Linked DNA regions of Homo sapiens: regions 1 and 2 are each linked to region 3. The links are chromatin contacts, found by Hi-C or POLR2A ChIA-PET in ENCODE. All regions are on one chromosome and are shown on one strand. The core of a region is the stretch at or near the end of the contact, and the rest is flanking DNA. Distances in the headings are between cores, read along the strand shown.

Region 1 (2,700 bases), core at 20-2,519, 470 kb before region 3:
AAGTTTCTCATGCTGTCTTTTCTATATTAACTTCTCTTCCAAATTTTTCAACCCTTTATTTTTCTGTGCTACCTTCACTGTGTTGCTTTAGCTTGGTCTTCTTGTTCACTAATTCTTCTTCAGATGTATCTAATTTACTATTTAGTTCATCCATTTATGTATATATATCTGGATAAGTATTTGAGAGATATATATCTCAAATATATATGTGAAATATATATCTTCAAGCAAATGACATCTGATTTGGCTAATGGTAACTACATATATACTTGTTTTGAGACAGGGTCTTGATCTGTCATCCAGGCTGGAGTGCAGTGGCACTATCACAGTTCATTGCAGCCTTGACCTCCTGAGCTGAAGCGATCTTCCCACCTCAGCCTCCTGAGTAGCTAGGATTACAGGTGCACACCACCACACCCGGCTAATTTTTGTAATTTTTTTTTGTAGAGGCGGGGTTTTGCCAACTTTCCCAGGCTGGTCTTGAACTCCTGAGCTCAAGAAATCCTCCCACCTTGGCTTCCCAAAGTACTGGGATTACAGGCATGAGCCACTGCACCTGGCCTCCATTAAGTTCTTAGTTTAAATAACTATGCATTTTATTTCTACACTTTCTATTTAGTTCTTTAAAAAAAAATCTGCCTTTTTTTGGTCATGGTATTGTTTATCTTGTGGATTTCTTTCCTTCTGTAATGTCTTCAATCATTCTAAACATGCTTATTTTGTATTATCTTTTATGTTGTTGTTCTAGAGCCTCGGTTTCTTGGGAGGCAGGAGGTAGTGCTCGTGAATTCTAATGTGAGTAGTATCTACAGACTCCTGCCCAGGATGGATTATTTCCTCCAGTGTTTTGTAATTCCTTTTATTGTGAGCTCATTTCGTGTGGGCTTGCTTGCTCCTGTGAAACCACCTTGCATTCTGGATGGTGGAATGTCTCTCTGGAGTATTTTTGTAATTGCTTCTGCCAGCCATTCCAAAATATTATTAGCCAGGGACCAGTTTTTACATTAATTTCTTGGCTTGGAACTTTCTGGGCTATTCCAATAGGGTAATTTTAAAAACCAAATTCGTATGTAGAGTAGGTCCAGAGTTTCATATTCTCAAAGATTTTGAAAGATGTTTTTTTCCACAAAGAGAGACAAATGTGTTTCTGTGTCATCCTGCTATGCTGGTTGAGAAATTTCTTTTTTTCTGGTTCATATCCTCCCTGACGGTTCAGGCCTCCAAGGGTGTTGGCTTTATGAGGAAGTCTCATTTCCACCCCCATCTTGTTCAGGCTCAATGCTTTATCTCCTGTGGTCATTAAAACCCAAGTTCCACAGAATCTGAAGCTCTGTGACTCACTCCAATTCTGCGGGAAATGGAGAATCAGTTCACACGCTAACTTGCTTGGTTTCATTCTTTCTCTTTCTGTGATTTCCCCTTCTTTCTGTGATCTTAGTTTTGCATAAAAAATTGTTTTGTTATATTTGATCCTCAAATCCTAGGCATACACAAAAGGCAGAGTTTCCCAGTGATTTCAGCCTGCCATCTCATCAGAATTAGAGGTTCTTTCATCTACGCTTTATGTTTTCTTCAGTTTGACTGTGAGATTTTCTGGCTTAACAATTGTTGACAGCCCACGTGTTGCGTGTGGAATAGTCTAAATTCCCTGTCCTTGCATTTAAGGTCATCTATTATCTGGCCTCCAATTAAATATATTTTCTAGTAGTTTTAGTGAAGATTTTGATTGTTCGCTGTTGAAAATTCTTATTAACAAATTAGATGAGAGCTGTCTGGTATATAAAACTGTCAGATGGATCCTCAACTATAGGACCAGCATCGCGGCATGTCAAGATAATTTTAATCTTGATTCTGTCAACTCTGTTATGTCTCTTTTAAAGTCCCCTCTAGACTTGTGTCATTGCACATTTGATCAGCATACCTACTGCTTCCTCATTCAAGGTACTGATACAAATGTTGGCCAAAAGGAGTCTAAGAGAATAGCGCAACAGTTCAATTGCAGAGCCCTGGGCAGACTTAATTGTGTCCACTAATCATTTTGGGTATGATTGTTCAAGTAGTTTTGAATTCATTCTGAAGTTTTGAATTCTTACCATGTGCAAGTGTTTTTATTTATTTTAGGATTCGTTGTATCAATCCACAACTTAGCACATGTCCTGGTCTCGACAGGCACTCAATGCCTGCTGCTTAAGTTTAATTATGGAGGGAACATTGGTGACTGGACTTCAAGTCATAGAAGCAACGTAAGTGGGGCAGAGCTTTACTTTGAATGGTTTTTGGAGCTTGTCTGTTTTCTATAGTGGGAAACAAGCAAAAACTATATGGAAGAGATCAGCCCACACAATGTGACACAAATGGGCACAAACAAAAGGGATTTAGCAACGGACAAAATGGACCAAGATAGTCTCTTAAGCCTAGCAATTGTACAGTTCTGTGACTTATCCAAGGTTACATTTACCCAATAAATGATGGACCTGGAATTAGAACCTAGGTCTTATCACTTCTGATCCATCAACCCCCTATACTGTCAGGTTTAATACCATACTTAACATGAAATAGCATGTGAGTCCCACCTAAACTATGTTTTCTATCTGTTTTTAAGCCAAGCTTGCTGTTCACTTTCTGGTTTTGCTGGGCATATACATGAAATGCACTTCCCAGCCTCCCGTGCAGGTAGGGTGGTCACGTGACTGATGTGCA
Region 2 (2,700 bases), core at 111-2,610, 430 kb before region 3:
CTACTTCCCAACTGTTCTAAAAGAGGCACAAAGGGCAGGGACATTTTCGTAAACAGAGATCATTTCTAAGTCACATCTTCATAAACAGGGAAAGGCATATAGTAAAACCTCCCATTTTTAAAGACCAGTATCTGGACTTGTAATTAGCCAGGAAAAATATTGTGAAACTTCTTGGTCAGTGATGAAACAGTCTCAAACATATAACAATGAGACATAGATCTTGCACCTATCCCCAGGCCTGACAAATAGTAAGTGCTCCAAAAAAAGGGGATTTCAATTTTAATTAAGTACTAATTGAGTGAATTCTGTATTGAAAAGGACAAGACTATGTGTGGGCCAGTTACCTTAATTCTCATTAGCATCTACTAATTCTGACCCTCTTATAGCACACATCCTAACCATGAAGAGTTGGTCGGAGCACTTTCAAGACGTCACCTGAACATTATGTCACCTCTGCGGGATATATGCATCTGTCTACCCCAGCCCAAAGCAGGTGGTGGGTCTCTTCATACCCTCTCTGATGTGCATCAATTTCTAGGAATTTCTAGTACTATCTCCACATCACCAAATCTGAGGAAACAAAAGAGATAAGGAGAGGAAAGTGAAGCCAGTGAGGATATCCAAGCCTGTAGGACCTTAGGTTTATTCTGGCCAGTATTACCTGCTAAAAAAGACCTACGCTTTTGGTTTCCCTTTGGTCACTTATTTTTATAACACATGCAGACGTATTTTGGGGAGGTGTGCCTCTTTCAGGCTAGAATTTAGTCTGCTCAGCAGACCCGGGTCCTGTCTCCTTCAGGTTTTAGAATTGCATAACAATTTAAACTCATTTTGTATGTGCAAGTACTTTGAAAAGAAATATACTATTAAGACTCCCTCTGGTAAGAAGCCTTCCCCACCCCCACGCCCAATAAACTGATCTGTTAACTTTTTGTTTCAGAGACTGTGCTTTCTTTTTATTGCTGCATTTGTGTTCTACAAGACAGCCTCTTTCTCCAAGATTAACATTTCTTATGATTGTTCCTGACAATGGATTCACTTCCAGAGGCCCTGCTAAGGATAACCAAAAAAGGGCATGGAGCAGGCTGGTTTTGGCAGCGTGCACGCAGTTTCAGAGCTTTTTAGGTCTTGGGTTTTCTGATGAGTGATTTCCTGAGCATGCCTAGGGAATGACAGGCATCTCCACAGGCAGGCTGCATCCACCTTGGCTGGGGTGTCGTCATTGGCTGCCTATTAGAAAAACGACAGGACAATGCATACCACCGCCTCCCGACTGTAAACATAGGGGATATGTGTTCACTTAGCATGGACTTCTGGGAGGGGCCAAGGAAGGGCGGTCTGGAGTTTTATTGAATAGAGCAGTGTGTATTCGGCTGCCTGCCTGCCCGCCTGCTTGCTCTCTGGCTGTGCTCCTGCTTAAAGAAATCAGTCCTTCCTTTCCGACTTAGTCCTCGGGAAGAAGTTTCAGACTACAAGGTAAGGCACAGAAGGCTTTCTTTTTTATCTTCTAGAGAGAATCTGGGGACTTTCTCCGGCTTTCAGTCAACATTCCTGGCTAAGGTAGCTGGAGATGCAAGAATGTTCAAGGCAATAAACCATGCAAACTCCCGAGCCTGACTGGGCTTCACTGCCATACGGATATTCCCGGAAGGCAAACAGGATGAGATTTCCAGTTTTGTTTTTAGAATTGGGACAAGAAGAGTGACCATATAGAGACTTACATTTAGGGAACACTGGCAACTTTGATTAGGATAGCCTTTTGTTTAGGACAGCCATATGAGATTATACCTGATATCCAAAGGCCAGTGTTAGCAAGCCTACTGCACCAGACTGCTCACACAGTCTCTTCTGCATCTTTTATTGCCAAAGATTTGAAGAGGTTTTGCTTTAAAAACAAAATCAACAATCCTTTAGGTTGATGAGAAGCCAAAAGGGAATGATTTTTTTAACCAAAGGCTTTTGCGTTATAGTCTGCTGCCAGTATTTAAAACTAGACTTCCAGAGTTGCAAGGAAATACGGTCAGAGATGGAGAGATCACTAGCACCTAGCACTGGTTGGGTTAATGTCACTGATGGGATATTTGCTAAGACAGAAGATGCCTAGGCTGGTCTGTTTCCTATAAAACCTAATAACAAGAGAATGCATGCGCTAGTGGGTGTGTTTTTTTAGAAAGCACATTTAACGTCCTACCAAACTATTTTTTAAGAAATCTTTTTTTCTGTTTGAAAGTGTGCCTGAGTGTGTCTAGAGAATCTAAAGAGATGTCGATTGGCAATGTGTTTCAGAAAGGAAGGAGGCAGGCTTTTATATCTAGATAGACATATTTGGGTGTCTGAAACAGTAGTACAAGGCAGCTAGTTGGTAGTAGCCTGGAATTCCTTTTAGAAAGAGCTGATGGCAAGGGGTGGGGGAATTTTAGTGCTGTGGCAATACATGGTCAAAAAAAGTGGATGAGAACAAAGTGCTTGATATTTATAGATGCCTTCTATTAACAGGACTATGCAGATGGACTTGTAAACTGAAAATCCTTCTAATGTGTTTGTCAAAACCAGACATATACAGCTAGAACCTGAGTGAAGACTAGATGCTATATGGCAAGCAGGGTAAATCTGATGATTTTTTAGTAGTGCTGGCTATTAAAGACTACCAGCTGCAAATGACTGATTCAACTGGATTTTATTCCATGCAATGCGGTAGTT
Region 3 (2,700 bases), core at 98-2,597:
GACTCTACTAAAAATACAAAAATTAGCTGGACGTGGTGGCACGCGCCTGTAATCCCAGCTACTCGGGAGGCTGAGGCAGGAGAATCGCTTGAACCCAGAAGGCAGAGGTTGCAGTGAGCTGAGATCGTGCCACTGCACTCCAGCCTAAGCGACAGAGTGAGACTTTCTGTCAAAAAAGAAAAAAAAATGGCAGTGTTGCTTAACTGTAGTTTCAGTTACCTCACATTTTTAAAAAAGGGGGTGGGGTGAAGAAGAGCTATGAGACAATCTCCACAATTCCCAGATCCCAAGGATCATGAGGAGGTGCATGGACTGACTCCTTCAAGTCATCAAAGTTCCACGAAGCCGTGGTAGCTGCTCAGAGTGTCAGCCAAGGAAGTCACCTTCTTGTGAGGAGCAATTACAGCAGAGTACAGAATCTGGAAAAGGGTTTGGATATCAATACCAATCCAATGCCCCTAGTTTATAGATCAGGCCACTGAAGCCCAGAGGGGTGAAATGATTTGCTTTTGCCACTAAGTAGCCACTAACTTTGGCCAGGCAGGAAACCAGATCTCCTAACTCCCCTCCAGTGCTCTTGCTGTTAGCTCACTGCCTCTCATTGAAGTCAGTACACACAAACATACAAATCACACACATATACATTCCAAGAACCTCGCAATGGAAAATCATTTTAGAGCAGGGGAAGTTTGGGTTTCTCTAATGTGCCATGAGGTCTTCCACAACTGCAGAAGCAAAATTGCCGATGAGTCCCTGACGAGGCCATTTTAAACAAACACCGCAGATACTTGAACGCAGCTAACGTTTTGGACTGCAGACTTCTTTGCTTCCACTGCCACTGGAAGCCAACACGAATATCTGTTGCCAAAACGCAACCATCTACCTAACCTCGGCTCCTAAAACCTCATCGCCATCCTGGCCAAGGAGGCTGGAGTGGAGACAGAACCCTAGACCAGGAGCCGGGGCATCGGGGCTCCAGCCTCGGCGATGCTCCTGACTCGGGGGGCGGCTTCAGGCAGGTCCTGTCCGTCTGAGGGTCTCAGTTCCTCATCCGTCAAGCTGGGGTCGGACGCGCTGAGGTCTCCGGCGCCCCGGCGCGAGTGACAGCGCCGCTCTCGCCCCGGAGGCAGTGCTGGGGGGAAGCCCGCTCCCCGGCTCCCTCGGGCCGCCTCTGCCCGCGCCGCTCCCGCCGGCCTCTCACCCGGAACCCCTTCTCCTTGTCCGCCTTGATCTCGGCGTCCAGCTGCCGCAGTGTGTGCGTGAACCCGCGGAAGAGCAGGTACTCCCGGACCAGCTCGTCAGTGCGCTCCACGGCCTCCGCCATCGCAGCGCTAGCGTCTTTAGGGGTGGTGCGGTGAGGGACGGAGGGGCGGGGCCTGGGAGAAATGGGGCGGGGCCGGACGCGGGCGCCGAGCACGTCACGCCGCGACAGGCCTACCAGCCCGCACGCACTGGGCGACCAGCCTGAGGCCCCGCCCCTCGGCCGGCTCCCCGCCCGAGGCCCCGCCCCTGAGCCAGCCCCAGCCCGCCTGGCCGCTCGAGTCACCCTTACCCCTCCCGAGGAGTGGCGAGGGGAGGTCCTGGCGGCGCCGGCGGCGGCTTTGTCTGAATTACTGAAAGTGGCGGCTGCCACCCACGTCAAACAAGACTGGATCTTAAGAACATCCCAGGTAGTCCCGAGGCGGGCAGGGGGTGCGGCGCCCTGTTGGTTGGCGTTACATCGCAGAGCTCCCGGTCCCCTGCCCTCCTCCTACACGGAGGAAGCTGGAGCCCTAAGAGCAGAGTGACCTGCGTGAAGCCACAACACGCGTGTCCTCAGAGAGCGCTAACTCCCCCAAATCTCTGCTTTCATTAGTAAGACGAATTGGCTACACAGCAAGATAACCAAGATGCACTGCTAGGATAGGCAAATTTCATAGCAGTGTATGTACGCTATAGTCCTGGTTTCTTGTGAAAAAAAAATTAGGTATGTATGTGTGTACATTTTTTAAATTCAGGAAGATTATACACCAAGTTCCTATGCAGTCGGGTCTCTGCATCCTCGGGTTCCGCATTCACGGATTCAACCAACGAGGATTGAAAATATTTTTTCCAAAGTTTTAAAAATAAAAAATAGCCGGGCGCAGTGGCTCACACTTGTAATCCTAACATTTTGGGAGGCCAGGGTAGGCGGATCTCTTGGCCCCAGGAGTTGGAGACCAGCCTGGACAACATGACGAAACCACATCTCCACAAAAAAAAAAAAAAAAAAAAAATGCGGAGCGCAGTGGCTCACGCCTGCAATCCCAGCACTTTGGGAGGCCGAGGTGGGCGGATCACCTGAGGTCGGGAGTTTGAGACCAGCCTGACCAACATGGAGAAACCCCGTCTCTACTAAAAATACAAGATTAGCCGGGCGTTGTGGCGCATGCCTGTAATCCCAGCTACTCGGGAGGCTGAAGCAGGAGAATCGCTTGAACCCAGAAGGTGGAGGTTGCAGTGAGCCGAAATCGCGCCATTGCATACCAGCCTGGGCAACAAGAGCGAAACTCTGTCTCAAAAAAAAAAAAAAAAAAAAATTAGCCGGGCGTGGTGGTGCTGCCTGTGGTCCCAGCTACTTGGGAGGCTGAGGCAGGAGGATCACTTGAGCCCAGGAGGTCGAGGCTGCAGTGAGCTGTGATTGTACCACTGCACTCCAGCCTGGGTGACAGAGCAGGACAC

The links. Hi-C counts contacts between places; a loop is a spot of excess contacts on that map. ChIA-PET counts read pairs that join two places held with the same protein, here RNA polymerase II (POLR2A). Pooled maps may share reads with other maps.
Region 1: a pooled map shows a loop between it and region 3 (4-fold over the local background). The contact joins the enhancer-like site here to the promoter of WDR91 in region 3. A Hi-C loop is called at or near these places in 4 of 50 pooled maps.
Region 2: a loop to region 3 is called in a pooled map, with 3 times the contacts of the local background. The contact joins the promoter of CALD1 here to the promoter of WDR91 in region 3. A Hi-C loop is called at or near these places in 7 of 50 pooled maps. POLR2A ChIA-PET finds 5 or more read pairs at or near these places in 4 of 52 experiments (BJ, K562, activated B cell and 1 more).

The regions. Positions count from the first base shown.
Region 1 is chr7:134,736,867-134,739,566 of GRCh38, forward strand. The region is part of intron 1 of LOC124901750 (a long non-coding RNA gene); the gene reads right to left. It also overlaps a transcript of CALD1 not described here. Among named protein-coding and RNA genes, the nearest start is that of CALD1, 41 kb to the right of the region's middle. Within about 2 kb of position 1,270, at least 5 of the 41 ENCODE cell types and tissues checked have a DNase peak (open chromatin) inside an H3K27ac peak, as active enhancers do.
Region 2 is chr7:134,778,274-134,780,973 of GRCh38, forward strand. It overlaps CALD1 (caldesmon 1), which reads left to right and starts at 1,361. Exons shown (of 15, transcript NM_033138.4): 1 at 1,361-1,476. All of the region lies in intron 1 of LOC124901750 (a long non-coding RNA gene), which reads right to left.
Region 3 is chr7:135,210,179-135,212,878 of GRCh38, forward strand. It overlaps WDR91 (WD repeat domain 91), which reads right to left and starts at 1,348. Exons shown (of 15, transcript NM_014149.4): 1 at 1,202-1,348. The coding sequence starts at 1,324. RefSeq lists a silencer at 1,051-1,590.